Linked DNA regions of Homo sapiens: region 1 is linked to region 2. The links are chromatin loops, found by intact Hi-C in ENCODE. Cell type or tissue: GM12878. All regions are shown on one strand. Region 1 overlaps CCDC39 (coiled-coil domain 39 molecular ruler complex subunit). Region 2 holds the start of CCDC39 (coiled-coil domain 39 molecular ruler complex subunit).

The links. A loop is a pair of places that touch in the nucleus more often than their neighbours do. Peaks named below come from ENCODE experiments on the same cell type or tissue, not always from the same donor. Only the 100,000 strongest peaks of a DNase experiment are listed, where the experiment ranks them.
Region 1: a loop joins it to region 2, with 2.4 times the contacts of the local background. A loop is called at or near these places in 3 of 110 quality-filtered maps.

Annotation. Positions count from the first base shown.
Region 1 is chr3:180,625,951-180,628,450 of GRCh38, reverse strand. All of the region lies in intron 14 of CCDC39 (coiled-coil domain 39 molecular ruler complex subunit), which reads left to right. Among named protein-coding and RNA genes, the nearest start is that of TTC14, 25 kb to the right of the region's middle. RefSeq lists a silencer at 1,284-1,333. In GM12878, no CTCF peak of the experiment used is centred here; a DNase peak (open chromatin) is centred at 1,410; H3K27ac peaks cover 636 bases.
Region 2 is chr3:180,679,137-180,681,636 of GRCh38, reverse strand. It overlaps CCDC39 (coiled-coil domain 39 molecular ruler complex subunit), which reads left to right and starts at 2,148. Exons shown (of 20, transcript NM_181426.2): 1 at 2,148-2,346. The coding sequence starts at 2,257. It overlaps CCDC39-AS1 (CCDC39 antisense RNA 1), which reads right to left and starts at 1,556. Exons shown (of 2, transcript NR_046725.1): 1 at 1,447-1,556. RefSeq lists enhancers at 1,647-1,696, 1,777-1,876. In GM12878, a CTCF peak has its summit at 1,404; DNase peaks (open chromatin) are centred at 1,452 and 2,136; H3K4me3 peaks cover 1,305 bases.

The DNA of each region.
Region 1 (2,500 bases), 53 kb after region 2:
TGGATCACGAGGTCAGGAGATCGAGACCATCCTGGCTAACATGGTGAAACCCCATCTCTACTAAAAATACAAAAAATTAGCCGGGTGTGGTGGTGGGCACCTGTAGTCCCAGCTCCTCGGGAGGCTGAGGCAGAATGGCATGAACCCAGGAGGCGGAGCTTGCAGTGAGCCAAGATTGCACCACTGCACTCTAGCCTGGGCGACAGAGTGAGACTCCGTCTCAAAAAAAAGGAAATATATATCTGATACATCTGGAGTCTAGAAGTCCAAGATGAAGGTGTTGATAGGGTTGGTTTCCTCTGAAGGCTATGAAGAATAACCTGTTCTATGCCTCTCTCCTAGCTTCTGGTGGTCTGCTGACAATCTTTGGTGTTCCTTAGTTTGTAAATGCATCACCCTGAAATCTGCCTTCATCTTTACATGGTGTTCCTTCCTGTGTCTCTTCACACAGTTTTCCCTCTGTCCAAATTTCCCATTTTAATAAGGATACCAGTTATATCAGATTAGGACCAACCTAATGACCTCCATTTAACTTGACTATATCTGCAAAGACCCTATTTCCAAATAAGGTCACCTTCTGGGGTACCACAGGTTGGGATATCAACATATCTTCTTATAAGGGACACAGCTCAATTCATAGCTCCTGTCTTTGGTCTTGTAGTAAGCTCCTGTCTTTGGTCTTTGTTCTATGGGGCATACATGGCTTTTTCATCAACTCTAGTATCTTATAATATCTAACCCTTAAAGGCCAAACTGAAAAATATAATTAGTAACCAGTGAAGGACTAGTATTTTTCAAATCTCATTTCCAAGTTCCTCTTAGTCTTTATAAGGAAACAGTATAGTTCTGACTGCAATTTAATGACACTGTCCAATTAAGTTACTTGAAAATATTGGACAGACTTTTGAGAGATATATCATCTCTGATTTAGAAGCGAATGGAATCAGAATTTTAGAACTTCAAGCTATACATGGAATTATATCAGGAATTTGCATAAAATGAACAAATTCAACTCCTTCATTTGAAAAATGAAGAAACTGACCCAGTAGTCCACAACTAAAATTTGTTTGGCTCATTCCAGCTCATTTTCCCACTATTCTTTTATATTTCAGATGAAATGGGGTTACCAATTTGAGACTCAAAGGAATTAGATATAATTTCTATAATTTTTTTGCTAAACTTTTTAAAATTATGTAATACTTATCACAAAATATGTGTAACTAATGTTCTGAAGCACGATAAAATAAATGCCAGTGAAAATGTTAAGAATGGAAATATTACTAATAAAACTTATCTTTACAATTCCCCCTGCCCTGCTGCAGGCTGCTGTGAAAGTGACACATAAGCAGACTGTACTCCCCACAGCTTCCTACCCATGTAAATCACCTGAGAGGAACCACAACCTCTCTGGCCATGGGCCCATAGCATTTTCACTGCTGGGAAAAACCTTGCCACTTAGAAGTTAATTTTTGTTTTTTCAATGTAAGTCTGTTTTTCAATGTAGTGGATTCTGTTTCTTGATGTAGTAGATTTAGGATTTTGCCATTTTGAGAATTTAACGCTGGGCTGTGCCTTGAAACACTACTGCAACTACCACCTGTCCAAGGTGGGAGAGGGGTGACCAAGCACTCCAGTGCACCCCTAAGACAATTCCCACGACCTTGCTACTGGCTGTTGTGAGACGGAGGTGTGAGAAGACTGCACTCCTCACAACTTGTTACCCACCTGAGCACCTCACCTGAGAGGAACCCTGCATTCTGGTTGCAAGGCCACAGCCAGGAGCATTTGGAGAGTTTAATGCTACACCGTGCCCCACATTTGGGCCAAGTGCAGGTTGACATTGCTGCAGCTGTCTCCGATCCAAGGAGGGAGAAAAGAGACCAGGCACTCCCATGTACTCTGGTGACGATTCCTGCTGTCCCACTATGGCTGCTGTGGGACTTCCTACAGCTTCTTACCCATGCTGTTCCACCTGAGAAAGGTTGCACCCTCCCTGGTGGCAGGCCTACAGCACAGCCACCACAGCCCATATCTGAGTATTCTGCCAGTGTCCTGGGAACCACCCCACCTTTGACTGTCACAGCCAGAACCTCCTTAAAGGTATTACCAAGGGGCCTGGGACTAGTCTGCTGGCCCAAACCCATCCCCCAAGTACTCAAGTATGCCATCCAGGGGCCCAGATATTTACTAACCCAGTGCATCACTGTTGGCACATGATCAGTCCTGCTAGAGTCTGAAGTTGGGGCAATTCAACCTACAAATACCACCACAGCTGACACCCACTCCCATGCACTACCAACAGGCCAGAGGACCAGCATGTCCAACCCATTGCAGCTACCAGCAACACCAGTATGGACCTTCTGGGTTCCAGTGAGTTGCTTTACCACCGCTACTGCCATTACCTGCATCACACCAGCTGCCCAGGGGCCTGAAAACCCGCCTGCATGTCGGGCCCACCATTCCCACTACCAACATCTGAGCAAGCTACCCAGAGGCCCAA
Region 2 (2,500 bases):
CGTGCGGTATAAGGGCATGGAACTTACCTATGTAACTGTTTCTGTAGGACGTATTCCTAGAAGTAAAATTAATGGAAAGATGAAAAAGACTCCACAGTCATGCATTTGGCAGCTACAGCTGACACTGAGAGGGGTGCTTCAACTCATTGGCACAGGTCGAGGCAGCTCAGTATTCATATTAAAAACTGGGATGGTAAATTAGGTAATTTTAAGATACATGGGTGATAATACCAATTATTTTATTTTTACTTTTTGCTGTATTAAAAGGTAATTAAATGTGATTGGTTTCCTTAGCTCTTGTGAAGGTATTTTCGTAGGTGAATAGTTTTGTTCCAATTGATGTTTCTGTGAGGGCTGATTGCTGGAAGTCTTGTTCTGCCATTTTCCTCCCCACCTTTGACCCAACACCAATAATTTTAGAAAGCAGCATTGCCACAACATATCCCAAGTATAAATAACTATGTACCATCTTAACATAAGCTGAATACTAACATTTTCATTAGTTGGAATGACTAAACTATTATAAAATAAGTAATGATCATTTATAAAGGATTAAATGTCATTATATCTAAAATTCCACTATTACATGCAGGTCAAATTTCTTCTACAAGTTGAGCCTTTCTCCCCAGCCTTTAATCATTGTAGAAAGGGGGAATAAAATGCTTTGCTAATTCTAGTCTTTAAAGGCACTAAGTCCACAAGATTAAGTTTATGGAAAACAATGTAGGCACAAAGAGACAAAGCTCCTACAGGAGGATTTCAGAACTATAGTGACAAACAAATCGACTGTAAAAAGACATTTTTAGGACAGTCGAAATATGAATCTGAAATGGTTATTAGATGATATTGAAGAATAGTTGATTTTTATAGGTGTGATAATGATATTGTGCTTATGTTAGATAACATTAACCACTCTTCTACCAATACATGCTCATGTATTTAGGGCTGTAATGTCATGATGTCTATGATTATTTTTTCACTTGAGCAAAAGATACAGATGATGCTAACATGGCAAAATATGAATGCTAAATCAAGGTGATGCATATATAGCAGTTATTTATACTCTGCTTTCTATTCCCATATACATTTAAAATATTTATAATAAAAGTTTAACAATGTCTAGGTAAAATAAAATTCGAAAGAGCAAAAAAAATTACAGATGATTATTGGATACGTAAAATTAATTCATGCACAGCATCCCTTCTTTAATCACTTTGCCTCAAGGAGCCTCGGTTTAACTTACCGAGAAAATGAAAGGATTAGATTAGTTGATTGTTTTGTCCTTTCCAGTTCTGAGATACTATACAAGAGAGACTATAACTCAAATGCCTACCCGTGCCAAGCAGGTAATTCAAATTAGTGAACTGGTAAAGTGCTTTGTTGGTCTAAAGGGGGCGCCTCTCCAGCGGAACATTGCCTTTTGATAATGGGGATTGTGTCACCTACCCTTTTTCAAGCAGAGGAAATACAGACGTTTATGCGAAATTCCACACTTTAAATGTTAGCAAACAAAAATGCAAAGAAAAATGCAAGTATGGGAGTGGTGCCGGAGGGACCACCACACCGCGCCACAAGTGTGCGGCCTCCGCGCGGTCCGCGTCTGTGATCGACTGGGACATCCGCGATGGGGCCGGTGAGTGCGGTGAGGAAGGCTGGCCGACTGAAACAGGCGACGATCAGAACATCCCAGTGATGCCAGAGAGAGAGTTGTTTCCAAACACCAGTTCACTTCGGTCTACTTTCACCTACTGTAGTAGCTGAAATCTACACAACACAGCAAACACACCTTGAAAAGAAACTTAGTTTATAATCCCTGTTGGCTCCCGTCTTCCCCCAGGCAATCGGAGGATCGTGTGGTTTACTTCCAGCCAGCTGCCCCGTGGTCCTCCAGCCAGCTCCGGGGGCCACAGTTTTCACACGCTCCGGGAGCGATCCGAGAGCCGCCTTTTCGTGGAAAGTTACGCTGCCGCCTGGCAACCCCCGGGAACGTCGGGAGGGGCAAGTTGCTGCTCATCCCTCAGTGCTCAAGGTAAGAAAAAGATTCTTCGGCCTGCAGGCAGGGAGTTCTCAACCGGAAGTTTCGCCTTCGGGCTGGAGCGTTTCCTGTTTGGTAACTAAGGACGCGGGAAGGTTGCTAGGGCTCCCCCGGCAATTGCCGCGGCACTGTGCAGGTGCCTGGGCTTGACGCGGGTGCTGCTCACCCGCTGTACAAGAAGGCGGATCTTTGCTCTGTATCTTCTCTATCCGTTTGCAGTCATGAGTAGCGAATTCCTGGCTGAGCTGCACTGGGAGGATGGGTTCGCCATCCCGGTGGCGAACGAGGAGAACAAGCTACTGGAAGATCAGGTGAGATCAATTGAAGCAGGCGGGAGGAAGCAGAGAGAGCCTGTTGGGGGCGTTTTCTGGTTGGCAGTACTACCCCAGCCCTTTTATTTCTCTCCTTTCCTAATCCTGTGCTTCCTCTAACACTCCCCCGCACCATCGCCCTCCTCCCTTACCC